Regions from separate parts of the Homo sapiens genome. Here region 2 is linked to region 1. A link is an interaction called in ENCODE POLR2A ChIA-PET data of the cell type or tissue named here. Cell type or tissue: endothelial cell of umbilical vein. All regions are shown on one strand. Each heading gives the region's core, and the rest is flanking DNA. Links, peaks and the distances in the headings are about the cores only. Region 1 overlaps RTN2 (reticulon 2). Region 2 overlaps EXOC3L2 (exocyst complex component 3 like 2).

The links. Peaks named below come from ENCODE experiments on the same cell type or tissue, not always from the same donor. Only the 100,000 strongest peaks of a DNase experiment are listed, where the experiment ranks them.
Region 2: POLR2A ChIA-PET joins it to region 1 with 5 read pairs; 2 of 35 experiments call an interaction of 5 or more read pairs at or near these places.

What each region holds. Positions count from the first base shown.
Region 1 is chr19:45,478,944-45,494,194 of GRCh38, forward strand. It overlaps RTN2 (reticulon 2), which reads right to left. Exons shown (of 11, transcript NM_005619.5): 4 at 15,223-15,251; 5 at 14,217-14,435; 6 at 10,403-10,610; 7 at 9,905-10,043; 8 at 9,694-9,763; 9 at 9,528-9,574; 10 at 7,112-7,170; 11 at 6,351-6,846. The coding sequence ends at 6,765. Among named protein-coding and RNA genes, the nearest start is that of TRU-TCA1-1, 7.9 kb to the left of the region's middle. RefSeq lists a silencer at 13,841-14,080. In endothelial cell of umbilical vein, for the core only: CTCF peaks have their summits at 6,456 and 7,011 (motif pointing left); DNase peaks (open chromatin) are centred at 6,528 and 6,968; H3K4me3 peaks cover 495 bases; H3K27ac peaks cover 210 bases.
Region 2 is chr19:45,213,968-45,229,218 of GRCh38, forward strand. It overlaps EXOC3L2 (exocyst complex component 3 like 2), which reads right to left. Exons shown (of 12, transcript NM_001382422.1): 5 at 14,198-14,299; 6 at 14,007-14,107; 7 at 13,695-13,805; 8 at 10,811-10,946; 9 at 4,230-4,352; 10 at 3,561-3,716; 11 at 2,106-2,227. It also overlaps a transcript of BLOC1S3 not described here. Among named protein-coding and RNA genes, the nearest start is that of EXOC3L2, 24 kb to the right of the region's middle. RefSeq lists enhancers at 1,945-2,479, 3,102-3,797, 3,798-4,491. In endothelial cell of umbilical vein, for the core only: no CTCF peak of the experiment used is centred there; no DNase peak of the experiment used is centred there.

The sequences.
Region 1 (15,251 bases), core at 3,193-11,192:
GTTAAAGGGCCCAGGACCCCCTTTTTCCAAAATGAAAAGTCAGCTTTTTAAGAGGAGAGATTCATGATTCGGCATTCAGAAGCGCCTTCTCGGAAAATTCCGAATTCTCTTTCTGCGGAGGAGTGGTGAGTGGGTTCCTGTTAGAGTCTGATTCACCCTGGCCCCAAAGGCTCTGAGCAGGCGGCTATAGGGCTGGTGCGACACCTGCTGTTCTTTTATGGAATTGCGTAGGCCGATGGAGCTCCGCGTTCATTCAAACGTTTATTGAGCGTCTACTGAGTCCCAGGAACTGTCTCGGTGCTGGTGACGACAGACATCCTGTCCCGATTGAGTTTAAACACTAGACATAACCAATTTCTGCACTTGCGTTTTATGGTTGGAGAAACTGAGACAGACTCAGAAACGGATAGTACCATATTCCGGTTAAAACAGCCCATCCACTTAGGGAAATCGAACTTGTGTTACAATTTTTATTACAAAAAAGGTGATTCTTTTTTCTTAAATTTTTACATATTTAGGAGGTACAGGTGCCGATTTCTACATGCATATGTTGATTGCATCGTGGTGAAATCTGGGCTTTTAGGTGTACTCATCACGAAAAATTATTCAATATTCTAAGTCAGTGATTCTTTGACAATACCATTCTCCTGCATGAAACTCTCCCATGACTTCCATTTCAGAGTAAAAGTCAAAGTACTCACCCTGCTTTACAAATCCCTGTAATCCAGCCCCTTTGGTCCCTCTGACCCTGTCTCACATACTCCTCTTCCCTTGGATATTATTGGATTTAGGCACACAGATGTCTTGCTGCACACATGGATCATGCTACCACCACAGGGACTTTGTGCTTGCCGATCCCCTAGCCTGGATCTCCTCTTCACATGTTCCCATGGCTCATCGCCTCCCTTCACTCTGTCATCTGATCAAATGTCAATACCAAAAACTCACTGAGTGACCAGCACTCAGTGGGGCCTTCCCTGATCCCAGTTTAAAATAGCGAGTGGCGGCCGGGCGCGGTAGCTCACGCCTGTAACCCCAGCACTTTGGGATGCCAAAGCGGGTGGATCACGAGATCAGGAGATGGAGACCATCCTGGCTAACACGGTGAAACCTTGTCTCTACTAAAAATACAAAACATTAGCTGGGCGTGGTGGCGGGCGCCTGTAGTCCCAGCTACTCGGGAGCCTGAGGCAGGAGAATGGAGTGAACCCGGGAGGCGGAGCTTGCAGTGAGCTGAGATTGCTCCACTGCACTCCAGCCTGGGGGACAGAGCGAGGCTCCGTCTCAATAAATAATAAATAAATAAAATAGCTAGTGGCTGGGATCGGTGGCTCAGGGCCTGTAATCCCAGAACTTTGGGAGGCCGAGGCGGGTGGATCACCTGAGGTCAGGAGTTCGAGGCCAGCCTGGCCAACATGGTGAAACCCCGTCTCCACGAATGATACAAAAATTAGTCAGGCATAGTGGCTCACGCCTGTAATCCCAGCTACTCGGGAGTTTGAGGCAGGAGAACCGCTTGAACCGGGGAGGCAGAGGTTGCAGTGAGCTGAGATGGTGCCATTGTACTCCAGCCTTGGTGAAAAGAGCAAAACTCCATCTCCAAATAAAAGTAATAATAATAATAAATAAAATAAAAATTTTTAAAAAGCGAGCTCTGTCACTCTATCCCCTTACCCTGCTAGACATTTCCCCACCACTCTGATCACCACCTGCCATTTTCTGTGTCTATTTGCTTACCGTCTGTCTGCTTCTGTAGAATATCAGCACCATGAAACTATGCACTTTATTTTTGATCATTGCTGTATCTCTAGTGCCTAAAAAGTGCTTGAGAACATAGCAGATGTTCAGTAAATGTTTGTGGAATGAATAAAAGAATATCATCACTGTCTTTTTTTCATTCTTCTTCCAGACAGGATCTTACTTTGTCACCCAGGCTGGAATGCAGTGGCGCAAAAACGGCTCACTGCAGCCTCGACCTCCCAAGCTCAAGTGATCCTCTTGCCTCAGCCTCCCTGGGATGACAGGCATATACCATCACGCCCAGCTAATTTTAATTTTTTTTGTAGAAACAGGGGCCTCACTTTGTTGCCCAGACTGGCCTCGAACTCCTGGCCTCAAGTGATGCTTCTGCCTTGGGCTCCTAAAGTGCTGGAATTTCACGCGTGAGCCACAGCACCTGGCCTCACTATCCTTCTTTCAGCCTCAGTTTTCTCATTTGTATAACCAGACTAGTACAACTGATCTCACTGGAGAAATCATGATATAAAATTCTGACACTGGCTGAGGCAACTGGGAGGAGCTCAGTAAAGGCTGTTTCTGCTGGGCACGGTGGCTCACACATGTAATCCCAGCACTTTGGGAGGCCAAGGTGGGTGGATCACAGGAGATTAGAAGTTCCAGACCATCTGGCAAGCATGGTAAAACCCCATCTCTACTAACAATTCAAAAAGTAGCCAGGCATGGTGGCTCACACCTGTGATCCCAGCTACTCGGGAGGCTAAGGCAGGAGAATCCCTTGAACCCAGGAGGCTGAGGTTGCAGTGAGCCAAGATTGTGCCACTGCACTCCATCCTGGGCGACAGAGCAAGACTCTGTCAAAAAAAAAAAAAAAAGTTTTTTTTTTTTTGGCTGGAATTACAGGCGCCTGCCCCCACACCTGGCTAATTTTTGTTTTTTGTTTTTTTAGGAGAGACGGGGTTTCACCATGTTCACCAGACTGGTCTTGAACTCCTGACCTCAGGTAATCCAACTGCCTCAGCTTCCCAAAGTGCTGAGATTACAGGCGGGAGCCACTACACCTGGCCAATAAAGGCCGTTTCAGTCTTCAATCTGTTTTGAGCTTGGAGGCTTTAGTCATTCCCAGACCCAAAATCTCAATCAGACCCTCTTCCACCACTTTTTGTGATAGATCAATAAACATTTTGTCTTATGGGAAGTTTAACTAAGAGTATCTTTAGAAAGTTTTGGACAGGCGCTGTAATCCCAGCACTTTGGGAGGCCGAGATGAGCGGATAGCTTGAGCCCAGGAGTTAGAGACAAGCCTGGGCAACATAGTGAGACTCTGTCTCAAAAAAAAAAAAAAGAAAGAAAGAAAAGAAAAAAAGAAAAAAAAAGTATTCCCTCTGCTTGGCAAATCCAGATTCAAGATATATCCCCTAAACCCTCTTTGTTTTAATTAGATAGTTGCTGCTAGGCACCTCTGTATACAAATTCTGAGGATGTAAGGACTCCTTGGAACACCGTTATCTGTCTCCTAATATGTGACGTGTGTATGACGAACAAGTGAGTTTTTTTTTTTTTTGTTTCTTTTTTTTGGTTTTTTGTTTTGAGACGCAGTCTCGCTCTGTCGCCCAGGCTGGAGTGTAGTGGCGCGATCTTGGCTCACTGCAAGCTCTGCCTCCCAGGTTCACGCCATTCTCCTGCCTCAGCCTCCCTAGTAGCTGGAACTACAGGCGCCCGCCACCACTCCCGGCTAATTTTTTTGTATTTTTAGTAGAGACGGGGTTTCACCGTGTTAGCCAGGATGGTCTCGATCTCCTGACCTCATGATCTGCCCGCCTCGGCCTCCCAAAGTGCTGGGATTACAGGCGTAAGCCACCGAGCCCGGCTTTTTTTTGAGATGGAGTTTCCCTCTTGTTGCTCAGGCTGGAGTGCAGTGGTGTGATCTCGGCTCACTGCAACTTCCGCCTCCCGGGTTCAAGCGATTTTCCTGCCTCAGCCTCCCAAGTAGCTGGGATTACAGGCATGCACCACCACGCCCGGCCAATTTTGTATTTTTAGTAGAGACATGGTTTCTCCATGTTGGTCAGGCTGGTCTCCAACTCCCGACCTCAGGTGATCCACGTGCCTTGGCCTCCTAAAGTGCTGAGATTACAGGCGTGAGCCACTGCGCCTGGCTGCACAAACATTTTAAACGTCAATATTTTTGTGTTTATTTTTACTATTGTCTTCTATTTCTGGCAAGCAATACTGGTTTCTGGTGGCAAGGTAACCTTTCTTCTTAAAATACATTTGTTATTATATTATTAAATATTAAACCAATTTTCAAGAAAAATATTAGATAAATAGCAGAACAGGTTGTAGAAAGATGAAGGTCATGTGGGGAATGACTGAGGTTTGGGAAACAATATTATAACTCCTTACTGTGCATTTATTATATGCCAGGCCCAATGCCAAGGGCTTTACATGTAGGTATAGTTATGGTTGACAGTTTTCTTCTTTTTCTTTTCTTTTTTTTTGAAACAGGGTCTTGCTCTGTCGCCCTGTCTGGAGTGCAGTGACACAATCTCAGCTCACTACAACCTCCACCTCCTTAGTTCAAGTGATTCTCCTGCCTCAGCCTCCCGTGTAGCTGGTCTTACAGGTGCCCACCACCACATCCGGTATTTTTAGTAGGGACGAGGTTTTACCATGTTGGCGAGGCTTGTCTTGAACTCCTGACCTCAGGTGATCCACCTTCCTTGGCCTCCCAAAGGCTGGGATTACAGGTGTGAGCCACTGCACCTGGCCTCTTTTTTTCTTACTTAATTTTTTTGTAGAGATGAGGTCTATGTTGCCCAAACTTGTCTCGAACTCCTGGCCTTAAGTGATCCTCCCTCCTTGGCCTTCCAAAGTGCTGGGATTGCAGACGTGAGCCATCGTGCCCGGCCTAATAAGTTTTCCATTTGAGGAAACTGAGGCTTTGAGAGATGAAGTCATATGCTCAAGGTCATACAGCGAAGGGGTAGTAGAGCCAGGATTCAAACCCAAGTCTGTGGATCTTTAGACCTCAGTGTTCTCCCAGTCTCCCCACGGGTCCCTTTGCTTCATCCTTTCCGAGTTTAGTTGTCTTTTTTGTTGTTGTTCTTGTTGTTGCTGTTTTTTGATAGAGTCTCGCCCTGTTGCCCAGGCTGGAGTGCAGCGGCATGATCCTGGCTCACTGCAACCTCTGCCTCCTGGGTTCAAGTGATTCTCCTGCCTCAGGCTCCCGAGTAGCTGGGATTACAGGTATGCGCCGCCACACCCAGCTAATTTTTGTATTTTTAGTAGAGATGGAGTTTCATCATGTTGGTCAGGCTGGTCTGGAACTCCTGACCTCAGTGATCTGCCCACCTTGGCCTCCCAAAGTGCTGGGATTACAGGCGTGAGCCACTACGCCCAGTATGTAGTTTTTTTGTGTTTTGTTTTTGTTTTTGTTTAGAGACAGGGTCTCCCTCTGTAACTCAGGCTGAAGTGCAGTGGTGTGATCATAGCTCTCTGTAACCTCGAACTCCTGGCCTCAAGCAATTTTCCTGTCTTAGCCTCCCAAGTACCTGGGACTACAGGCATGCACCACCACGCCCGGATAAATTTTTTTTTTTTTTAGAGACGGGGGTCTTGTTATGTTGCTCAGGGTGGTCTCGAACTTTTGGCCTCAAGTGATCTTCCCACATTGGCCTCCCGAAGTGTTGGGATCACAGATGTGAGTCATCATGCCAGGCCTCAGATTAGTGTTGAAACTGGAAGTCCAGGGAGGCCCTGTATTTGTTCCCGAGGCAATCAGGGTGGGGAGACGTGGGTGGATGAGAGAAGTTTGTGAGGCAGGATAGACACAGCATTGTGACTGATTGTTTGTGGGAGGTGAGTGTGTAGAAGTCCAGAGCCATACCTGGGTGTCTGGCCTGGTGACACCGTGGGCAGTGAAAACATCTCTGAGTTGGAAATCAGGTAGGATGAAGAAGACGTTTGGTTAGATTTAGGGTGGAAGGGGCATCCAGAGGCCGTTGGACACGTGGGTTTGGGCTCAGTTGAGGTGGCTGCACAGTAGGCAGGGTGTGGGATCCATTAGTGATGTCTGCCTTGAGCACAGGCATGGGAAGTGGCTGCCAAGGCTTGGCTAACCCTGGAATGGGTGGTCTGTCAGCATCTTCCCCTCAATCATTTCTTTCTTTTTTTTTTTTTTGAGACAGAATCTCGCTCTGTCGCCGAGGCTGGAGTGCAGTGGCGCAATCTTGGCTCACTACAACCTCCATCTCCCAGATTCAAGCGACTCTCATGCCTCAGCCTCCCGAGTAGCTGTGATTACAGGCATGCACCACCACACCCGGCTAAATTTTGTATTTTTAGTAGAGATGAGGTTTCACCATGTTGGCCAGGCTGGTCTTGAACTTCTGGTCTCAAGTGATCCGCCCTCCTCGGCCTCCCAAAGTGCTGGGATTACAGGCGTGAGCCACTGCGCCCGGCCTCCCCTCAATCATTTCATAACCTACACAGATGGCAGAGGGAGCTCCTTCTCCAGAGATGGGGAAGGTTCTCCTGGAGTGTCACTTAAGTGCCTTTCAGTGCAGAAAGGTGAACAACTGGAGGGTTCTGGAAGCACAAGAGGCCTCGGGTTTTCCACAGGAGTCTTTATTACAGTGTAAATCCAAGCTCAGGCCTCCCCTGGGCCCCATGCAAAGCCCCGGCGTTGGGGCTAGTAGCATCCAGGAGACACCAACGCCTCACGGCGCCTCCAGCGGCGGGTCCGGAAGTGCAGGGTGGTGCCCTGTCTAGGCAACTACAAGTCCCAGCAGGCCCCGCGGCCAAGGTGCCTCGTCTTTCCTGGACTCCTGGAGCAGAGCCTCTTGGGAAATGTAGTCCTGGTCGCTCAGGTAATTAGCGCAGAGTCCCTAGTGGGAGTGATCCTGACACCCACCGGGAAAAGGCTCGGGCCGAGGAGGGGGGTGGGTGGGAACGGACAAGAGATGGAGGGGGCCAGAGGGCTGCGGGGGCTGGGGGCAGGCGTCCTGCGGGCAGAGACACCGTTCTCATTCGGCTTTGGCTTTGGATCCGGAGACTGCGGCTGCTGCAGAGGCCAGGGCTCCGGTCCCTGGGATTTTAGCTCGGATCCTGAAGGAGAAACAGGTGGGATCACGAGGTGGGGCAAGAGACGCGGGGTGGGCATCTGGGGACAACGGGGAAAGCTGGGTGGGAAACTGACCAAGAGCCCGAAGCCAGCTCCTGCCCTCCACCTAGTGGCCTACATTGGAATTGCCTCCTCAGCCTTTTCAAGGGGACATTACCCCAGGAGATTTGCGGACAGCGAGAGTAGAAAGGAAAGGTTCCCAAGCTCCCCCACTTCCCCCTCCCATCGACCTCCGCCCCATGCTCTTACTTAGCTTTGATGTGGCTCAACTGATTGGTCACCAACCCCACATATTGGTCGATCTGAGCCTGGGGAGACCAAAGAAAGGTGAAAGAAGGGATTGGAGGGGTTTCTTCTCTTTAGTCACATAGGAGGCTGCTTCCTCCCCAACCTCCAAATTAGGAGTTGTGAAGAGTGGCCCACCACGCCACCCCCGGCTCTAAACTTCATAGAATACATTAGATGCCAGAGATGCCAGTTATAGGGTCAGTGAGTTGGGCCATACTCTGTATGGAGAGTGATGTCAGGTGGAACGCACAAGTATCTGGCAGTGAGGCCGTGTCCTGGGCACGATGGTTAATCTTTGAGTGAGTTTGCATACGTGTGTGTTGTGGGGTAGGGTGAGAACAGAAGGCACTGGCATTGGTCACCGAGTCCCTGAGTGGATTGATTTATATACTCGTGTTTTTTAAAAAATTATTTATTTATTTGTATTTATTTTTTTGAGACAGGGTCTCGCTCTGTCACCCAGCCTGGAGTGCAGTGGCATGATCTCGGTTCTCTGCAACCTCAGCCTCCTGAGTTCAAGCGATTCTCCTGCCTCAGCCTCCCGAATAGCTGGGATTACAGGTGTGCACCAACATGCCCGGCTAATTTTTGGATTATTTATTTATTTTTTTCTTGTTCTTTTTTTTTTCTTTTTCTTTCTTTCTTTTTTTTTTTTTCCTGAGACGGAGTCTTGTTCTGTGGCCCAGGCTGGACTGCAGTGGTGCAATCTCAGCTCACTGCCACCACTGCCTCCCGGGTTCAAGCGATTCTCCTGCCTCAGCCTCCCGAGTAGCTGGGATTACAGGTGGACACCACCAAGCCTTGCTAATTTTTGGATTTTTAATACAGACAGGGTTTTACCATGTTGGCCAGGCTGGTCTCGAACTCCTGACCTCAAGTGATCCGCCTGCCTCAGCCTCCCAAAGCTGGGATCACAAGCGTGAGCCACCATGCCCAGCCTTTTTTTTTTTTTTTTTTTTTTTTTTTTTAGATAGGGTCTTGCTCTGTTGCCCAGGCTGGAGTGCAGTGGCATGATCACAGCTCACTGCAGCCTCTACCTCCTAGGGTTCAACTCATCCTCTTGCTTCAGCTTTCAGAGTAACTGGGACTATAGGTGTGTGCCACCACACCTGGCTAGTTTTTAACCTTTTTGTAGAGATGGGGGTCTTACTATGTTGCCGAGGCTGGTCTTGAACTTCTGGCCTCAAGCAATTCTCCTGTCTCAACCTCCCAAAGTGCCGGGATTACAGTTGTGAGCCACTGTGCCTGGCCTGATTTAAATACAGTTTAATTGTGAGTCTTGGTGATTCCAGCCTGTGAAGGACAGAGTTAGGACTAACTGGCAGGGCATATTATCATGTGGCTCCCAGCTGTGCTGGAGAAGGGGCTGTCAGTCCATCCGCCTGTCTCTGGATAGGATGGATGTCAGCAGTCCTGCTAATGTCAGTCTTGTGGGCAACAGCCATCCCACTCTTGATTTTATTTTTATGTTTTTATTTTTTATTTTTTGGTTTTTTTTTTTTTTTTTTTTGAGACAGACTCTTGCTCTGTCACCCAGGCTGGAATGCAGTAGCATTTAACTGACATGTCAGTTAAAATCAAGAGTGAAGGCCAATCTCAGCACTTTGGGAGGCCAACGCGGGCAGATCACCTGAGGTCGGGAGTTGGAGACCAGCCTGGCCAGCATGGTGAAACCCGGTCTCTACTAAAAATACAAAAAATTAGCCAGGCATGGTGGCAGGCACCTGTGATCCCAGCTACTCGGGAAGCTGAGGCAGGAGAATCGCTTGAACCTGGGAGGCAGAGGCTGCAGTGAGCCAAGATCGTGCCACTGCACTCCAGTCTGGGCAACAGAGCGAGACTCCATCTCAAAAAAAAAAAAAAAAAAAGGCAGCAAAGGCTAGGCACAGTGGCTCACGCCTGTAATCCCAGCACTTTGGGAGGCCAAGGTGGGCAGATCACTTGAGGTTAGGAGTTTGAGACCAGCCTGGCCAGCATGGCAAAACTCCGTCTCTGCTAAAAATACAAAAATTAGCCGGGCACGGTGGCCATATGCCTGTAATCCCAGCTACTCAGAGATTGAGGCAGGAGACTTGCTTGAGCCCAGGAAACGGAGGTTGCAGTGAGCCGAGATCACACCACTGCACTCCAGCCTGGGCAACAGAGCAAGACTCTGTCTCAAAGAAAACCCAAAACAAAACAAAAACAAACAAAAAGCCTGTCCCTGGCTGATGCTGATAAGACATGTTACTTAGACTCTGGTTGTATTGGGAAGGTGCTGCAGCCAGGACACCTGTGTCTGGCCGGGACATCTGTCAATGGGACCCCGGTTCTGGAAGGAGATGGTCAGACCCCCATGTTTAGCTGGGGTGCTGACAACTGAGGGTGTCACACTCACCTGGTGCTGCCGGTACAGCAGGGGGATGGTGAATAGACCAATCACTCCTGTGGGTACAGAGATGGGGGCGTCAGGGTGTTCCCAAGAGATGAACAGTTCCATCTGGAGCCCTGTCCCCCACCAGACTCCAAGTCCCCATTTGCCCCTTACGGCCTTCCCAGCTCACCCAGAATGAGAAGAGTCAAACCATTGAAGATGGCACCCACGAAGGTCAAGATGTAGAAGAGGAGGGCCAGCTGGGGGTGAAGGTCAGGGTCAGCAGAGCCCACCGGGAATTCCCTCTCATGCTGTGAATTTACCCAACAGTCGCCCTCCCACCCCCTAGCCATGCAGAGGTGAATGGGGGAACCCAGGAGGGGCTGAGAGCTCCAGGCCACCTTGAGGGAATCCACGAGGTCTTCTACCAGGAAGAAGTGCCGCAGCTGCGTGGCCGCCGAGACCACGCGGGAGGTGATCTGGTGGGACAAACGTTCCGTCTGCTCCCGAGTCAGGGTGAGGTCCACATCCAGGTAGGCCCTGCGGGGACAAAGGAGTGTGGGGCGACTCAGTGGGTGACCAGCTCAGACTGGTGCAGGGGCAGCTGAAACAAGGGAGAGGAATGGCGGTTGGGAGAAGACCAGAGTTAGGACTGAGGGGCAGCTCAGAGGAATCATATGTAGAGGGCTGGGGTCAGGGTCAGGGTCAGGGGAAGGGATCGAGGATGAAGGGTACCAGGTTAGGATCAGAGATTAGGATTGAAGGGTAGGTTAGGGGATCGGGATGAAAAATGATCAAGATGAGTCGGGGTCCGGGTGGGAGTCGGTGCCTGATTTGAGGTCGTGGGTCATGCTTTAGGGTCAGGACAGGGGCTCAGGTCAGGGGCCGGGGGTTCTCACTGGAAAGGGTTGGCTCCATCCCCCCGGTGCACGGCCTGCAGCACTTTGCGGTAAACCCTGAGAGAGATGGTGCCGCAGAGCAGCAACAGAGCCAAGTGCGCGGCCACGGACACGATGCTAAAGTGCAGGAGGCAGAGGAGGGAGACCATCAGGCCTGTGAAGACCACTCCTGACGTCCTCGTGTCCTTCCAGTACAGCAGGTCCGCCACTGTGGAGGGGTGGGGGGCATCAGGGCTTGTACCTGACCTGGCTGGTCTCCTCACCTCCCTTTCCCTGTCCTACAGCTGAAAATGACTTCTCGACACACCTGTTTGAGCATAACCTGATTTCCTTTTTTTTTTTTTTTTTTTGAGAGACAGGGTCTCACTCTGTCACCCAGGCTGGAGGCAGTGGTGCAATCATAGCTCACTGCAGCCTCGATCTCCTGGGCTCAAGTGATCCTCCCACGTCAGCCTCCTCAGTAGCTGGGACTACAGGTGTGCACCACCACTCAGCTAATTTTTGTTTTTGTTTCTGTTTTTAGAGGTAGGTGGCTCTCACTGTGTTGCCCAGGCTAGTCTCGAACTCCTGGCCTCAAGTTATCCTCCTGCATCAGCCCTCCAAAGTGCTGGGATTATACGTGTGAGGCACAGCACACAGCCCGATTTGCAATTTTTTAAAAATTATTTTATTTTATTTTTATTTTTTTCTCTATTGCCCAGGCTGGAGTGCAGTGGCGCAATCACGACTCACTGCAACCTCCGCCTCCCTGGTTCAAGCGATTCTCCTGCCTCAGCCTTCTAAGTAGCTGGGATTACAGGCATGTGCCACCATTCCCGGCTAATTTTTGTATTTTTAGTAGAGACGGGGTTTCACCATGTTGGTCAGGCTGGTCTCGAACTCCTGACCTCGTGGTCCACCCGCCTTGGCCTCCCAAAGTGCTGGGATTACAGGCATGTGCTACCGCGCCTGGCCTTAATTCATTATTTTAAAGAGCTGCATAGTATTCTGTGTTGTGGCTGTGCTCCTGTGCTCTCATTCATTTTATTTAACCATGTACCTATTGCTGGGTCATTCAGTTTGTTTCCTAACCCCTTCACCGCAAGCAGGGCTGCAAGCAACATCCTCCAACAGATATTCTCACCTCCTGGAGTGACTATTTCTGAGACAGATTCCCAGGGTGGAATTGCTGGGTGGACTGGTTGTGTGTCTGTGTGTGTGTGTGTGTGTGTGTGTGTGTGTGTGTTTTGTTTTTGTTTTTATTTTTTTTGAGACGGATTCTCGCTCTATTGCCTAGGCTGGAGTGCAATGGCACAATCTTGGCTCACTGCAACCTCCGCTTCCTGGGTTCAAGCAATTCTCCTGCCTCAGCCTCCTGAGTAGCTGAGATTACAGGAGGGCTCCACCACACCCGGCTAATTTTTTATATTTTGGTAGAGATGGGGTTTCACCATGTTGGCCAGGCTGGTCTCGAACTCCTGACCTCAAGTAATCCTCCCACCTCGGCCTCCCAAAGTGTTGGGATTACAAGCGTGAGACACCACGCCTGACCTTGGTTTGTTTGTTTGTTTTTTTTTTTGAGACAGAGTTTCGCTCTTGTTGCCCAGGCTGGAGTGCAATTGTGCAATCTCGGCTCACTGCAACCTCCACCTCCCGGGTTCAAGCGATTCTCCTGCCTCAGCCTCCCGAGTAGCTGGGATTACAGGCATGTGCCATCATGCCTGGCTAATTTTTTGTTATTTTTAGTTAGAGATGGGGTTTCACCGTGTTAGCCAGGATGGTCTTGATCTCCTGACCTCAGGTGATCCACCCACCTTGGCCTCCAAAAGTGCTGGGATTACAGGCGTGAGCCACCACGCCCGGCCACATTTTTTTTTTTTTTATTTTTAGAGGCAGAGTCTCACTCTGTCACCCTGGCTGGAGTGCAGTGGCGTGATCATGGCTCACTACAGCCTCTACCTCCCAGAGTCAAGCAAACCTCCTACCTCGGCCTCCTAGCAGCTGGGACTACAGGTGGCACCACGATATCGTGCTAATTTTTTTTTTTTTTTTTTTGGACAAAGTCTTCCTCTGTCACCCAGGCTGGAGTACAGTGGCATGATCTCAGCTCACTGCAGCCTCTGCCTCCCGAGTTCAAGAGATTCTTGTGCCTCAGCCTCCCAACTAGCTGGGATCACAGGCATGAGCTGCCATGCCTGGCCTGGCTAATTTTTTTTTTTTTTTTTGAGGCAGAATCTCGCTCTGTTGCCCAAGCTGGAGTGCAGTGGCGCGATCTCAGCTCACTGCAAGCTCTGCCTCCCGGGTTCACGCCATTCTCCTGCCTCAGCCTCCCGAGTAGCTGGGACTACAGGCGCCCGTCACCATGCCCGGCTAATTTTTTGTATTTTAGTAGAGACGGGGTTTCACCATGTTAGCCAGGATGGTCTCGATCTCCTGACCTTGTGATCTGCCCACCTCGACCTCCTAAACCTGGCTAATTTTTAAATGTTTTGTAGAGATAGGGTCTCGCTATGTTGCCCAGGTTGAATTCCTGGCTTCAAGTGATCCTCCCACCTCGGCCTCCCAAAGTGTTGGGATTACAGGCATGAGCCACCGCGCTCGGTCATATATATTTTTTTAATGTCATAAATTTTGAAACACTGCTTACTAGTAAGACCATAACAGTTCTTATTTCCACAAGAAGCAAGAGAAAGATCTTTTCCCAGCATCCTGCCCTGCAGTGGGTTGCAGTTCTTTTTAACTTTTGCCAATCTGTCAGGTGTAAAGTGATATCCCCTTGATACCCTTAGCAACACATGTTTCTAAGTCCTAAATGTATTAATCACGCCATACTCCTTTCCAGGGCCTAACTCAAATTTCTGACCCCTTTCTGAGACCCTAAAACACACCTCCTAAACCCAACCTCAGCCCTGACCAGTGACCTTTGTACCCCAACCTTCATCTCATCTGTCTAAACTTTAGGCTCACTCCTGTAATCACAACACTTTGGGAGGCCGAGGCGGGAGGATCACCTGAGGCCTGGACAACATAGTGAGACCCTGTCTCTACAAACAAAATAAGAAAATTAGCAGGGCGTGGTGGCCTGTGGCTCTAGTCCCAACTACTTGGGAGGCTGAGGTGGGAGGATCACTTGTGCCCAGGTGTTGGAGGCTGCAGTGAGCTATGATCCCACCACTGCACTCCAGAAAGGGCGACAGAGGGAGACTCTGTGGCTTAAAAAGAAAAAGAAACTTTAGTAATCTGCTTTCCTTTGAGTCCTGAAAACCAGGAACTCAGTACCTTTCTATTTCTTTCCAGATCCTCTCTATCCTCCCACACTCCCTCCAACTGACCCCTCCGACCGGTCCCTCTTAGAGGCTCACCCCTCACTTCCGTCTCCTTCCAATGCATCTCCTCTCATTTACCTCCAAATAGGGCAGCCCCTCCCTCCCCATAGCAGGGCCCTCCCAGGCAGGCTCCTAGTGGCCGGCGCCGGTGGATGGGGGAGGGGCCAGGTCGCCTGAGGCGGGGGCTAAGTTTAGGCACGCTGGGGGGAGGGGGCCTCCCCGCAGCTGTTCTGGCCCGTCTGGCCCCTGAGTGACAGCGCTGCCTGGGGCCGAGGCTGGGGGAGGGGGTCCTCCCTGCTCCTGGGCCCCAAAGTGCTGGCTCGAAGGAGAAGGGACCCCATGCTCCCTCTGGGTCCTCCCTATACTGCCCCTCGGCCCCCTAGCCCCAGCCTGCAGCGCTGCGGAAGCAGATCAGTAATAAAAATGCTCCGGATGTGCAGGAGATAAGGGCGAGTTTGGACCCCGTTCCGCCGACCTCAGCCCCCGTCCAGCCCGTTCCGCAAGCCCACCTTTACTCCCCATATCGGCTCCGAGTGAGAGGCTGGGGACACCGCTGCTTCTCGGGGATTTTGCCCACTTCAGTAGAACCCGGAGGACAGGAGTAGGGGGGGTGGGGCCCCTTTGGACCCAGCCAATGGCTGTCCACAGAGGTGGGGACAATTCCAAAATTGGAACCGTCTTGTAAACAGCCAAAAGCAATGATGTCTTTAACCATTCCATAGCTGTTCCTGGAGGCGGAGCATATTTTAAAGTAAGGCTGGGTCATTTTACAACTGGCCAATAGATGTGGTCAGGAAAAAGAGGGTTTTTGTTTGTTTTTTCAAATAGAGATCGAGTCTCCCTATGTTGCCCAGGCTGGTCTTGCACTCTTGGCTTCAAAGGATCCTCCCGCCTCGGCCTCCCAAAGTGTTTAGGATTACAGGCATGAGCCACTGCGCCCGGCCAAAAAGAAGAGTTTTTAAAAGGCACAGAGTTTACTTATAAATATTCTACGGCCACATCTAAATAAGGAGAGAACTGTATTTTTTCAGGGATTTGGCCTGTCCAAAATCAGCCACTAGGAGGAGCACTCCAGAAGAGGGAGGATTATTTTATTTTATTTTTATTTTTTGAGACGGAGTCTCGCTCTGTCGCCCAGGCTGGAGTGCAGTGGCGCGATCTTGGCTCACTGCAACCTCTGCCTTCCAGGTTCAAGCGATTCTCCTGCCTCAGCCTCCCGAGTACAGACGGGGTTTCACCATGTTGGCCAGGCTGATCTCGAACTCCTCACCTCAAGTGATCCGCCCGCCTCGGCCTCCCAAAGGGCTGGGATTACAGGCATGAGCCACCGCGCCCGGCCGGGGAAATTTTTTTAAAAAGCGGAGTTTATCACGTCTAGCCAGATGTGATATCACGTCTATCTCTTCCCTTTTCCACTATGTACTGTTCCTTTGCGAGGTTGGTCCCTTTAATTCAAAATCCTCTCACCTTTTGCCTTCTGTGGGCCAATGCAGCATCTTCATACACGTTGCTTACCTAGAAGGCGTGGCTCCACCGTGAATTCT
Region 2 (15,251 bases), core at 3,390-11,389, 260 kb before region 1:
GAAAGAAACCTTGTACCCCACTCCCCCTAAATCCTCAGCCCTAGGTACCTCCTAATCTCAAGCTCAACCCCCTAAACCCAACCCAGCTAGCAAACTCTTAAACTTAGCTACAGATTCAAGTTCTGACTCATGATCCAATATTCAAGTTCAGAAACTCCACATCAGCAAGAATACTGGGACTTCTTGGGACCCCATGGGACTCCAGGAATATGTGCCTTCCCAAGGACATGACCTTATCCCCCAGAATCAGAACTGACCACCCTGAATCAATTCCAGGACCCCCACCCTCAGTGCTGAAACTGAAACCCGCTCATGCCTCACTCCTTGTTTTTCTGGGGTTCTGTTTCTCTGAGTATGTCTGAGAATGTGTCTGCCCAAATAGCACTGCAAGGACTGGCGTTGCTCCGGCAGCCACCACCACTGCCACCACCATCCAGCACTGTCACATGGTGGTGTGGTGTGCTGATCTGGTACACTAGTTTTTTTGTGTGTTTGTTTGTTTGTTTGTTTGTTTTGAGACAGAGTCTTGCTCTGTTGGCCAGGCTGGAGTGCAGTGGCGCGATCTCAGCTCACTGCAACCTCCGCCTCCTGGGCTCAAGCAATTCTCCTGCCTCAGCCTCCCGAGTAGCTGGGATTACAGGAGTGTGCCATCACACCTGGCTAATTTTTGTATTTTTAGTAGAGACGGTGTTTCACCATGTTGGCCAGGCTGGTCTCGAACTCCTGACCTCAGGTGATCCACCTACCTCGGCCTCCCAAAGTGCTGGGATTACAAGCGTGAGCCACCATGCCCGGCCGATCTGGTGTACTAGTTTTAGAGCCAGTCTACTGCCTGGGTTCAAGTTCCACCTTTGCCACTTGCTAGGCGTGATATTTCAATAGCTTTAATTATACCCCTTACTTATAGGCCAAGCGCAGTGGCTCACGCCTGTAATCTCAGCACTTTGGGAGGCAGAGGCAGGCGGATCACCTGAAGTCAGGAGCTCAAGACCAGTGTGGTCAACTTGGTGAAATCCCATCTCTACTAAAAATACAAAAATTAGCCGGGCGTGGTGGCACATGCCTATACTTGGGAGGCTGAGGCACAATAATCTCTTGAACCCGGGAGGCAGAGGTTGCAGTGAGCTGAGATCACTGCACTTCAGCCTGGGCGACAAAGTGAGACTCTGTCTCAAAAAACAAAACAAAACAAACAACAACAAAATACCCCTTATAAAGTTGGCATGGGCTGGGCAACGGTGGCTCACACTTCCCCATTCGTGGGAAGCCGAGGCAGGCAGATCACTTGAGCCCAGAAGTTCGAGACCAGCCTGGGCAACATGGTGAAACCCATCTCTGCAAAAAATACAAAAAATTAGCTGGGCATTGTGGTGCATGCCTGTGGTCCCAGCTACTCAGAAGGCTGAGGTGGGAGGGCTGCTTGAGCCCAGGAGGTCAAGGCTGCAGTGAACCGTGATTGTGCCACTGCACTCCAGCCAGGGAAACAGAGTGAGACCCTGTCTCAAAAAAAAAAGAAAAAAAGTTGGCATGTAAGATGCTTATTTAGGTCTGAAATAAGAACTCATTGAGTGAGAACTGGAATTGTTACTATAGTCATGGATGATGATGATGATGATGATGATGATAAATTTCCCTAATAACCCTATGACGAGAATACTACTATCCCCATGGAACGGATGAGGAAACTGAGGCTCCGAGAAGGTCACCTACAAAGGAAGTGACCTGGCAGGAGTTGAATGCCGCCTGCGCCTGCCGCTGTCCCAGTGCGTGTGCGCCCGTGTGCCCTGCGTGTCCCTGAGTCCCCTGCGGCTCCCCTGCGGGCTGGCCCTTCCTGCCTCCAGGCAGCCCTGCGCCCCCCTGCCCTGGGCTTCCTGTGACCGCCTGTTTGTTTGTGAGCCCTGGTGGCGGTGGCGGCGGAGGCAGCAGCGGCGGCAGGAGAAGGAGGGAAATCTTATTAATAATGCCCTGGTTCCAGCAGGAAACGGCCGTCAGACACGCTCACCGGCTCCCTCCCTCAGGAGGCAGGAAGCACAGGGACGGATGCCAAGGCCGCCAGGAGACCTCGGCCAGGCACGGCGAGCCCTGGCCCAGGCGGGGTGTCTCACCTGATGTCTGGGTAGTCGCGCACCAACACTCCCACCTCCACCTGGATGCTGGGCGTGTCTTCCAGCTGCATGACTTCAGCCAAATGGGGCACCACGGCATCCAGCCACGAGGCCTGGGACTCCTGCAGGGGAGGGAGGGTGCGGGGTCACACCCTCCCAAGATTGACCCTGCCAATTCCTGCCCCTCCTGGCTTGTTATACCATCTCTAAAATGTAGCAGAAACCAGGGGTGGTGGCTCAAGCCTGTAATCCCAGCACTTTGGGAGGAGGCCGAGGCGGGTGGATCACTAGAGGTCAGGACATCGAGACCAACCTGGCCAGTATGGTGAAACCCCATCTCTACTAAAAATACAAAAATTAGCCAGGCGTGGTGGTGCACACCTGTAATCCCAACTACTCAGGAGGCTGAAGCAGGAGAATCACTTGAAATCGAGAGGCAGAGGTTACAGTGAGCGGAGACTGCACCACTGCACTCCAGCCTGGGTGACGGAGCGAGACTCTGTCTCAAAAATAAAGAATAAAAATAAAAATAAAAAATAAAATGTAGCAGAAGACATACTATGGCCACATTTGAGAAAAATCCATAATATAATCTCCTCCCAGTTTTGCAGGTAATTTGGAACTCTGGGAAACATCTCCAAACCTCTTCCACGTCTGCAAAATCTTGCCTTTGCGGGGATGGAGACTGGACAAAGTGTACAAGGAAGCTCCCTGCATTCTTTCTTACATCTGCATGTGAATCTACAATTATCTCAAAAATTTTCCAAAGAAAACATTCCAAGGACTCCGGGCTTGGAACTCCAAGAAGAGCGACTGAATGAGGCCCTTCCAGCCCAGCTGAATACAACTGGGTACAAATAAGATCTGGCGGTTTTTAATTCCAGGGTTTAGAAATGTTAGGATTTCTGTGTTTCTGTTGCATGTAGTTTCTCTGTACGTTCATGGAGTCTTTTTTTTCTTTTTTTTTTGAGACAGAGTCTCACTCTGTCCTCCAGGCTGGAGTGTGGTGGCAGGATCTCGGCTCACTGCAACCTCCGCCTCTTAGTTCAAGCGATTCTCCTGCCTCAACCTCCCAAGTAGCTGGGATTACAGGCGTGAGCCACCACACCCGGATAATTTTGGTAATGCAAGGAGTTTTAACTCTGAGCCAGGCACTGTCCAAAGCACTTAACAGGAATTAACCAATCTGATCCTCAAAACAATGGATAGGGACCATTATTCGCCTTATTTAACAGCCGAGGAAAGCGCCCAGAGGCGAGTTCTCAGAGCAAGAAAGCCAGGTTTTAAGTGCAAAGGGTGTCGGTCAAAGTTACTGGTTGCTATTGACCCGAAGTTGGGTGAGAGTTTCTGTCCTGAGCTCTGCCCCTCTCCCCCTGGCTTTTGGGACCTGAGATTCTCGGAAGCCAAGCCTTGTCCTGGTTTCTGAAACACCCCCAACCGCGTCCCGACACTGACCAGCCGCCGGAACAGCCTCTGCAGTTGCGCCGCGTCCTCCCGGAGCCTGCCGGCCACGCGGCTGCGGGTCCGCGCCGAGCTGCAGCGCAGGCGCCCACGGAGCAGGGGCCGCACGTACTCGACCAGCGCCCGCCGGTGTAGCTCGGCTACCAGCGCCTGGAGGCGGAGGAGGGAAACCCGAGGGGTGTGAGCCATGCCCCACGGACTCCCATCCCGCCAGTCTGAAGGCCACCCCCGCCCCACTCGCCCACATCCACTCCGGGCACCCATGGGCACCCTTCCCGTGCCCACGCCCCAGTCCCCAGCCCCTGAGCTATCCTAGGATGCCTTCCCTGGCCCCCTAATTAGCCCGCGGACAGTCTCTGCCGGTCCCCAAAGGGTGCTCCATCCCAGCCTCTCCCCATTCCCCAAGCTCCACTCTCAGGGGCCCTGACTCAGTCTGCACCCCGCCTTACACCCCAGTTCCACGCACATGCCTCCCCGCAGACCCCGGGCAGGGGCCACCTCTCCCATCCACAGGGAGCCGCTCCCCACCTTAGAGGGGTTTCCTCCAGCAGGAGCGTTCTTGGCTCTCCCAACCTCCCAATCTCCCCTCTTCCCGTCCCTTTCCCCTTTCCTCCTCCCCTCTTTTCCCCCACCCCCACCTCCCCTCCCCTCAGGCAGGTGCACCTGGTAAGGCTCGTCCTGCATTCTGCGCAGGGCCAGGGCCTGGGCACCCAGCGTGCCCACGATGCCATCCAGGGCCTCCGGGCTGCTCAGCCACTTCCGGCGCATCAGCTTGTTGAAGTGTGGCTGGCAGGGACAGAGTAGGGGGTCACGCTCTCCTCCCTCCCACCCTCCCTCTTCACTTAGGAATAAGTTCCTGCAACCCTGCTCCGTGTTGAACCAGGGCTGTGCGGTGCTGGGAACACAAGGGGAAGAGATAGCCCCAGCCCTGGCATCCTTGGACTCACAGTCCAGAAGGGGAGAGAGACTGGTCCCCAGGTAGTGATGACCCAAAGCTGGCAAGGCTGGGACTCGGGAACCCAGGGGTTTAGGAAGCCCAGAGGGGATGCCTGACTCAGCATAGAGCCATGGAGGGCTTCCTGGAGGAGGGGACACCGGAACTGAGGCCCTGGTGATGATCTTCCTTAGCCAAGTGAGGGATGGGGGAGGGGGAGTGGCTCAATGGGAGAAAATAGTGAGTATTAAGAAAGTTCAGATTTCAGATGGGCATGTCAGGGAGAGGACCAGCGAAAAGGTCAGTGTGGTTGATGAAAACAGGGGACTTCATTTAAAAATTATTAAGGGCCGGGCACAGTGGTTCACACCTGTAATCCCAGCACTTTGGTAGGCCGAGGCAGGAGGGTAGCTTGAGCCCAAGAGTTTGAGACCAGCCTGGGCAACATTGCGAGACCCCATCTCTACAAAACATTTAAAAGTTAGCTGGGACTGCGCGCAGTGGCTCACGCCTGTAATCCTAGCACTTTGGAAGGCTGCGGCGGGTGGATCACCTAAGGTCAGGAGTTCAACCCTGTCTCTACTAAAATACAAAAATTAGCCGGGCGCGGTGGCGTGCAACTGTAGTTCCAGCTACTCTGGATGCTGACACAGCAGAATTGCTTGAACCTAGGAGGTGGAGGTTGCAGTGAGCCGAGATCACACCACTGCACTCCAGCCTGGGCGACAGAGTAAGACTCCGTCTCAAAAATAAGTAAATCAATTAAAAATAATAAAAATTAGCTGGGTATGGTGTCATGTGCCTGTAGTCCCAGCTACTCAGAAGGCTGAGGTGGGAGGATGGCTTGAGCCCAGGAGTTCAGGCTGCAGTGAAATATGATCATGATACTGCACTCCAGCCTGGGTAACAGAGGGAGGCCCCGTCTCAAAAAAAAAAAAAAAAAAAAAGAGAAAAAGTAAGAACTTTAAGACATATTTTTAAAATTCATTAACTATGCACAGCCCTTAAGGGAAGGAGGACGGATTGCTTCCACATTCCACTTCCTAGGTCTGGTTGAGAAAACATGTTCCCCATCTGGAGCTCTTAGGAAGGAGTATAGTAAATGCCTCAGTTAATAACATCCTCCTTTTTGAAAGTTGCCTTTTCTCTCCACCCTTGAGTAGATCCGGTATTTGACGAAACTTGTGAAAGTGGGTGGAACCTGTCTTGCCCCCTCTTTTCTAGAATGCACTGTATATGCGACTGTGACTTTCAAGGAAATGTGTTTGCCATTTGCTGATTTTGGGGGGAAGTTAATTTCTAACTTCTTCCACTGGTAAATGAAGGAAAGTATTGCACCTTGCAAATGCACCAAATGAATTGAGTTCACCATTTTAAAAACCGTCTTTTGGCCAGGCGGATCTCATTGGAAAATTATTAAGGGGCCAGGCATGGTGGCTTACACCTGTAATTCCAGCACTTTGGGAGGCTGAGGTGGGTGGATCACTTGAGGTCAGGAGTTCGAGACTAGCCTGGCCAGCATGGTGAAACCCCATCTCTACTAAAAATACAAAAAATTAGCTAGGCGTGATGGTGGGCGCCTGTAATCCCAGCTACTCGGGAGGCTGAGGCAGTAGAATCTCTTGAACCTGGGAGGCGGAGGTTGCAGTGAGCTGAGATCAAGCCATTGCACTCCAGCCTCAGCAACAAGAGCAAAACTCTGTCTCAAAAATAAATAAATAAATTAATTAAGGGCTGGGCACAGTGGCTCATGCCTGTAATCTCAGCACTTTGGGAGGCTGAGGCTCAAGAATTGCTTGAGCCAAGGGCAACATAGTAAGACTCCCTCTCTATAATTTTTTTTTGTTTGTTTAATTAGCTGGGCATGGTGGCCCACACTGTGGTCCTAGCTACTTAGGAGGCTGATGTGAGAGGATCATGTAAGCCCAGGTGGTTGAGGCTGCAATGAGCTATGATCATGCCATTGCACTCCAGCCTGGGCGACAGAGCAAGATTCTATCTCAAAAAAACAAACAGAAACAAAAACAAAACTCTTTTTCCCCCTGCCCAAAACAAAAAATAATAATAACTTTAAGACAGTGACAGAAGAGCATTAAACCAAGATTGGGCCTTTCGAAGTGTGTGTTTTGGGGGTGAGGGAAGCTGTGCGACCCTGAAGCTGGCATTGGGGTTTATTCCAGGCATAAGACAGGGAGGGGAGAGGTGAGGCTGGGGCAGGGCTGGATTGCACATGGCCTCCTGGGCTTGGGGAGAAGCCCCAGCTTTCTCCTGAGGGCACTAGGCAGCCATGGCCAGTTTGAGCTGGGGAGGGAGAGGGTCAGATTTGTGCTTTACCGAGATGGGAGGAGACGAGACTGAGGTAGAAATGATGGAGGAGGCTGGAAAAAAGGGGAAAGTGGAGATAGGGAGGGGATGAAAGGGGGTGAGGAAGGGGAAGAGGAGAATCCAAGTGGTAGAATTCATAGGATGAAGTGAGTGACCACCACCTGTGGGGAGGGAAGGGAGGTATCTGGAGGACACCAGAGACCCTGGAGATGGGCAGGCCGTGGGTCTCTCCCTGAGACAGGGGCGGGGGGAGGGTCGGGGGAGAGGCTGCAGTCTGGGTAGACACAGGGCATGTGAAGTTCGGAGATATCCCCAAGATGGTATCCATGGGAGGGCGTCTAATTCCCTCTTCAGCTCAGCCTCAGCACCTGCTCTCTCACCCTGACAGCAGCCCAGTTTTCTTTTTTGTTTTTTTGTGGTTTTTTTTTTTTGAAAGATAGGGTCTCACTATATTGCCCAGGCTGGTGTTGAACTGCTGAACTCAAGCAATCCTCCCACCTCACAGCCTCCCAAAGTGCTGGGATTACAGGTGAGAGCCACCATGTCTAATGTGTTGCTGGGTTTTGTTTGTTTGTTTTGAGACGGAATCTCGCTCTGTCGCCAGGCTAGGGTGCAGTGGCGCGATCTTGGCTCACTGCAACTTCTGCCTCCCAGTCAAGTGATTCTCCTGCCTACTCTCCTGAGTAGCTGGGGCTACAGGCACGTGCCACCATGCCCGGCTAATTTTTGCATTTTTAGTAGAGATGGGGTTTCACCGTGTTGGCCAGGATGGTCTCTTGACCTTGTGATCTGCCTGCCTTGGCCTCCCAAAGTGCTGAGATTATAGGTGTGAGCCACTGTGCCCAGCAGGGCTTTTTTTTTTTTTTTTTTTTTGATACAGGGTCTTGCACTGTCTCCCAGGCTGGAGTGCTACGGTGTGAACACAGCTCACTACATCCTCAACTTCCTGGGATCAAGCGATCCTCCCACTTCAGCCTCCCAAGTACCTGGGACTACAGGCACCCACCACCACACCCAGCTTATTGTTTTTTATTTTTTGTAGAGAAGAGGCCTCATTATGTTGCCCAGGCTGGTCTTGAACTCCTGGGCTCAATCGATCCTCCTGCCTCAGCCTTCAAAAGTGCTGGGATTACAGGTGTGAGCCACCACGCCCGGCCAGCTCTGTTTTCTGAACCTCCAAAAATGGAGCAAGGCATGAGGGAACCCACATAATGCCTGGGCCCTGGTGATTCTCCCAGGGTCCCCACCCTGGCTGATGCTCACATACACATGCACACTCATGCACACGGCGCACACACACACACAAACACTCCCTCAAAAGCCTACAGCTGTTCACACACTCACACAGGCATGCGAGCACAGCACTGTGTCCTGTCTCTTCATGTCTCTAGCTGGTTGTTTTTCTCTCCTTTTTTTTTTTTTTTTGAGACGGAGTCTCACTCTGTCGCCCAGGCTGAAGTACAGTGGCATGATCTCATTTCATTGCAACCTCTGCCTCCCACGTTCAAGCGATTCTCCTGCCTCAGCCTCCCGAGTAGCTGGAATTACAGGCGCTTGCCACCACGCCTGGCTAATTTTTTGTATTTTTAGTAGAGACGGGGTTTCACCATGTTGGCCAGGCTGGTCTCAAACTCTTGACCTCAAGTGATCTGCCTGCCTTGGCTTCCCAAAGTGCTAAGATTACAGGCATGAGCCACCACGCACAGTCTATCTCTAGCTGGTTCTGATGTCTCTCCCTCTGTCCCTCTGTCCCAGTCTCTCTCCTTTCCTTCCTCCCTCACCTATCTTGTTTTCTCAGTCTCTCCCTGTTTCTTTTGCTTCTGCTCTCTCTGTCTGTGTCTCTCTCTCCCTCAAAACATACATAGTGGTTTATAAGGCCAGGCACAGTGGCTCATGCCTGTAATCCCAGCCTGGGTGACAGAGCAAGACTCTGTCTCAAAAACAATTTAACAAAAACAAAAAAGCAAACATACATAGTGGTTTATAGACTAAGACCGTAGATTCGCAATGGGCTTTGCCACTTGCTGGTCTCATCTTCCTCACCTGTAAAATGAATCTACAACCCATCTCATAGGATTGCAGTGAGAATTAAACGAGCCGATACTCTCAAGCACCTGGCACAGTGAGTCCTGAGAATGTGTTTGCTGTTGCTATAAAGTCTGTATATTTAAGATAGCAAGCTGGGTGTGGTGGCTTACATCTGTAATCCCAACACTTTGGGAGGCCAAGTCAGGAGGATCGCTTGAGCCCAGGAGTTCAAGACCAGCCTGGGCAACATAGTGAGACCCTGTCTCTACCAGAAATACAAATAAATAGGCAGGGCGAGGTAGCTCACACCTATAATCCCAGCACTTTGGGAGGCCAAGGTGGGCAGATCACGAGGTCAAGAGATCGAGACCATCCTGGCCGACATGGTGAAACCCCGTCTCTACTAAAAATACAAAAATTAGCATGGTGGCGTGGTGGCAACCGCTATAGCATGGCAGGTGGCAGTAAGTGCTTTGGAGAAAAATAGCAGGGAGTCGGGAGGGGGGTTTGGTCTAGGGGCTTCTGTTTTTTTGTTTTTTGAGAGGGAAGTCTCGCTCTGTCACCCAGGCTGCAGTGCAATGGTGCGATCTTGGCTCACTGCAACCTCAGCCCCCTGGGTACAGGCAATTCTCCTGCCTCAGCCTCCAGAGTAGCTGGGAGTACAGGTGTGTGCTGCCACACCTGGCTAATTTTTGTAATTTTAGTAGAGACGGGGTTTTGCCATATTGGCCAGGCTGGTCTCAAACTCCTGACCTCAAGTGATCCGCCCACCTTGGCCTCCCAAGTGCTGGGATTACAGGCGTGAGCCACCGCACCCAGTCAGAGCTTCTGTTTTAAATGGGGCAATCAGCGAAGGTCGCACTGAGGTGACATTTGAGTCAAGACTTGAGGCAGGGCATGGTGGCTCACACCTGTAATCCCAGCACTTTGGGAGGCCGAGGTGGGCAGATCACATGAGGCCAGGAGTTTGAGACCAGCCTGGCCAACATGGTAAAACACCATCTCTACTAAAAATACAAAAAAATTAGCTGGGCGTGGTGGTGCATGCCTGTAATCCCAGCTACTAGGGAGGCTGAGGCAGGAAAATCGCTTGAACCTGGGAGGCAGAGGTTGCAGTGAGCTGAGATTGTGCCATTCCACTCCAGCCTGGGCGACACAGGGAGACTGTCTCAAAACAAAACAAGACTTGAAACAGGCATGAGAGGCAGCTATGTGGCTGTGAGAGGGAGAGCATTCCAGGCAGAGGGAAGGGCAAGTGCAAAGGCCCTGAGGCAGGAATGTACTTGCTGGGTTAAGAGACAGCAAGGGGGCTGGCGTGGCTGGAGTGGGATTAGTGGGAGAGCCAGGAGTGGGGGGAGGGTGGCGGGCAGGGCAGGAGATGAGGTCTGAGAAGGAGAGTAGTGAGGGAAGGGGCTGATTGTGCCGGGTTGTGGGGGCTACAGTGGGATTTTGGCATTTGCTCTGCGTGAGCTGGGAGTTGTGGGAGGATTCTGAGCAGAGAGAAGGGGAGTGTTCCACTGTATAACATGGGTTGAGCTTGTGTTACGGCCAGGAACACACTCCCCCTGCAGTCTCTCTCCTCAGTGCTCCCACCCCCCTACCACATTCACTCACCCACCTTTGCACCGAACCCCTATAGGGCGGGCACGAGGACCAGGAGATGGGTGTATGGGGCTCTGGGGTCTAGGAGAGCCTGAGCAGGGATCTGGGGGACCTCAGTGGGGAGGGGCTCCATCCAAACCTCAAGCCCCCTCCTGCTGATGGCCCTCTGTTATCCCGGTGGGTGCACCCTCTCCACTCCACCAACAGCCCAGGCATGGCCTTAACTGCCCCTGCCCCCCGCCCCTGTCTGCTTCCCAAACACTGAGCCATGGGCTAAAAGGAACTGGAGGATGGTGGGGGGCAGCGCTTCCCTGTCCTGGCATGGGCCCCAACCCTGGCCTCCCACCTCACTCACCTGCAGCTCCTGGAACAGCAGGTTGGCCACGACACGGTGGCAGAGCCGGGTCACATGGTCCAGAGCACTAGCAGATGCTTCCCGGGCCGGCTCGCTTTCTGGGGGCCCCACCCGGGCCAGGCGCTCGGCCAGAGCTCTGTGGGGATCAACAGAGCCAAAACTGAGGGACCCCAACATCTCAGCCCAACTGCCTAGGCCTGTCTTCCCTTAGGTAGATCAGAGGGGCACAGGGGTGACAGGTCAGATGGGGGGCTGAGAAAGGTCAGGGACTCTGGAGAGGGGTCAGGGGATGCTTGACAGGTTGGGGGTGTCTGGGGATTGGGGTGTCTGGGGACGTCAGGGGACTCATGGATGTTGGGGGGCTGAGGGATGGCTAGGAGGTCTAGGGTATATTGGGGGAGGGAAGGGGGGTCTCTCTGTGTCTTCGGGTCTCAGTTTCTCTTGGTGCTTTCTGGGTGAGAGTGTGGAGGCCTCCATTCTAAAAGTCTGTGGTTCTTTTTTTTTTTTTTGAGACGGAGTCTCGCTCTGTCACCCAGGCTGCAGTGCAGTGGTGCCATCTTGGCTCACTGTAAGTTCCGCCTCCCAGGTTCATGCCATTCTCCTGCCTCGGCCTTCCGAGTAGCTGGGACTACAGGCGCCCACCACCACACCCAGCTAATTTTTTGTATTTTTAGTAGAGATGGGGTTTCACCGTGTTAGCCAGGATGGTCTCGATCTCCTGACCTTGTGATCCACCTGCCTTGGCCTCCCAAAGTGCTGGGATTACAGGCATGAGCCGCCGCACCCGGCCAAGTCTGGGGTTCTAATGGTCTACAGCTCTGAAACTGTACCCTTACTCTTCTCTTTTTTTTTTTTTTTTTTTGAGACACAGTTTTGCTCTTGTTGCCCAGGCTGGAGTGCAGTGGCGCGATCTTGGCTCATTGCAACCTCAACCTCCCAGGTTCAAGTGAGTCTCCTGCCTCAGTCTCCCAAGTAGCTGAGACTACAGGCACCCGCCACCACACCTGGCTAATTTTTGTATTTTTAGTAGAGACAGGTTTTCACCATGTTGGTCAGGCTGGTCTTGAACTCCTGGCCTCAAGAGATCTGCCCACCTTGGCCTCCCAAAGTGTGGGATTATAGGCATGGGCCACTGCATCCTGCCCCGGCCATTTATTATGATTACTATTATTTGTAATACAAATGGTAGAATAGTATACCCACTTCTGCCCTTTCCTTCAACAGCTTGGAGACTTTTCCGTTAGGGCATGAAGAGTTCTCACGCTCCTTTTTAACATCTGAACTGGATTCCACTGCTTAGCTGTCCTATCATTTATTTAACTGGCCCTCGATAGATGGACAGTTGGTTCCATTTTTTCCAGGGAGGAACCCTGCACATATGTCATATCCCATGAGCTTTTGGCCTCTGAAGGGTGCATTCCTAGAGGATCTGCTGGGTCAAGCGCCCAGTGTTTGTGATTTGGGCAGAAAGTGCTTGGTCTGGACTGTTCTCCATTCGGCAATGGAAGAACACAGACTGCTACAATGATAGGAAATGGGAATGGCCAGGCAAGGTGGCTCATGCTTGTAATGCCAGCATTTTGGGAAGCTGAGGCAGGAGCATCACTTGAGCCTGGGAGTCCGAGACCAGCCTGGGCAACATAGAGAGACCTCCATCTCTTTTATTTTCTTTTTTTTGAGATGGAGTCTCGCTCTGTCACCCAGGCTGCAGTGCAGTGACGGGATCTTGGCTCACTGCAACCTCCACCTCCCAGGTTCAAGCGATTCTCCTGCCTCAGCTTCCTGAGTAGCTGGGATTACAGGCACCTGCCATCATGCCCAGCTAATTTTTGTATTTTTTTAGAGATGGGGTTTCACCATGTTGACCAGGCTGGTCTTGAACTCCTGACCTGAGATGAACTGCTCGCCTCGGCCTCCCAAAGTGCTGGGATTACAGGTGTGAGCCACTGTGCCCAGCTGACTCCCATCTCTTTTTTTTTTTTTTTTTTTTTTTGAGACGGAGTCTCGCTCTGACGCCCAGGCTGGAGTGTAGTGGCGCGATCTCAGCTCGCTGCAAGCTCCGCCTCCCAGGTTCACGCCATTCTCCTGCCTCAGCCTTCGGAGTAGCTGGGACTACAGGTGCCCACCACCAAGCCCGGCTAATTTTTTTGTATTCTTAGTAGAGACAAGGTTTCACTGTGTTAGCCAGGATGGTCTCGATCTCCTGACCTCATGATCTACCCGCCTCGGCCTCCCAAAGTGCTGGGATTACGGGTGTGAGCCACGATGCCTGGCCCCCATCTCTCTCTCTTTTTTTTTAGTTAAACTAATCAAAAAGGATAAAAAGGCAAAAAAAAAATCTGTCATTCTTTTTTTTTTGAGACGGAGTCTTGCTCTGTCTTCCAGGCTGGAGTGCAGTGGTGCGATCTTGGCTCACTGCAAGCTCCGCCTCCCGGGTTCTCACCATTCTCCTGCCTCAGCCTCCCGAGTAGCTGGGACTACAGGTGCCCGCCACCATGCCCGGCTAATTTTTTTTTGTATTTTTTAGTAGAGACGGGGTTTCACCGTGTTAGCCAGGATGGTCTCGATCTCCTGACCTCGTGACCCGCCTGCCTCGGCCTCCCAAAGTGCTGGGATTACAGGCATGAGCCACTGTGCCCAGCCAAAATCTATCATTCTTAGAGTCTTGAGTCCGGCGTCTAGGATTCTGTAATTCGAACACTCCAATATTCGGATGCTCTGTGGTGCTATGGCTGTTTCAAGGACTCCCAGATTTTATGCGTCTAAGGTCCCATGCTCAGACTCCCCTGAGTCAGTTCTGCAATCCCCACCCAGGATCCGGGCATCCCAGGTCAGCTTCCACCTTGGATTGGTCCTCCCTCCATCACACCATGGATGCCCTCACCTCAGTGGGGGGCCGCAGTTGACCAGGGCGATGGTCTTGCTGATATAGGTGTCAGGTAGCATCTCCCGGACTGCTGGGTTCTCATGGAATCGCTCCACACGCTGCTGGAAGCTGGTGGGAGGAAAGGGGACAGATAGGGCGCCACTGGGTCAGGGTCCCTCGTGGGCACCCAGCCTGCCAAAGCCACCATCCCTGCGGTGGCACTCTACCTGTCCTCAGGTGACTCCCTCTCATCTCTCCTCTCTCTATTGGATCCCAGGCCCTGATGCCCAACCCCCAGCAGAGCTAACCTGTGCTCCCAGGTTCCCCTACCTCTGCAGGAACTCTGCCAGCCCGCCTAGGCAGCAGTGGGCCATCCGCTCCCCAAACTCCTGGCTGATGCGGGGTGCTCGCTCTGTGTGCTCTTCCAGCAGCTGTGAGGTCCAGGGCGACAAGAAGAGGTGAGGAGGGGCAAGGTCCCACTTTCCATCCAGCCCATCCCCCAGCCTCCCTCCACCTCCTACCTCACACACATCCTGGGCCAGGCTGCTGGGCTGGTCCTCCAGGCTCCCCCAGTGCTCTTCGTCCTCCTGCAGCACACGGAGAAGGGCAGCCCGGGTCTGAGCCTACAGTAGGGAGAGGGGAGACAGGCAGGAGTTGGGGGCGGCCTGGAGGTCTTTTTTTTTATCTCTTTCTCCCACCACAATCCCCTAGCCCTTAACCCCAAGCAGTTCTGGATTCTACCTATGAGCTTGTCAAGGTGATGCTGGGGAGGGAGGCTGAGCCAGAAAACTTCTGCAGCCCTTCCCACTCCTAACTCTGTGGTTTGGAACTTCATATTAAAAGTCTGGTTTGGCCAAGCGCGATGGCTCACACATGTAATCTCTTTGGGAGGCTGAGGTTGGCGGATCACCTAAGGTCAACAGTTCAAGACCAGCCTGGCCAACATGGAGAAACCCCGTCTCTACTAAAAATACAAAAATTAGCTGGGCGTGGTGGTGCGTGTCTGTAATCCCAGCTACTCAGGAGGCAGAGGCAGGAGAATTGCTTCAACCTGGGAGACAGAGGTTGCAGTGAGTGGAGATCATGCCATTGCACTCCCGCCTGGGCAACAGGGTGAGACTCCAACTCAAAAATAAAAATAAAATAGGCTGGGCGCGGTGGCTCACGCCTGTAATCCCAGCACTTTGGGAGGTCGAGGCGGGTGGATCACGAGGTCAGGAGATGGAGACCATCCTGGCTAACACGGTGAAACCCCGTCTCCACTAAAAATACAAAAAATTAGCCGGGCGTGGTGGTGGGCGCCTGTAGTCCCAGCTACTCAGGAGGCTGAGGCAGGAGAATGGCGTGAACCCGGGAGACGGAGCTTGCAGTGAGCCGAGATTGTGCCACTGCACTCCAGCCTGGGCAACAGAGTGAGACTCCATCTCAAAAAAATAAATTAAAAAATAATAAATAAATAGATAAAATAAAATTAGTCCATGGTTTTAAGCTTCCTCCATCTAATAAGCAAGGGCTTAATTGTGTGTGTGTGCACGTGTGTGTATAATTAAATATATACATATATTTATGTATTAA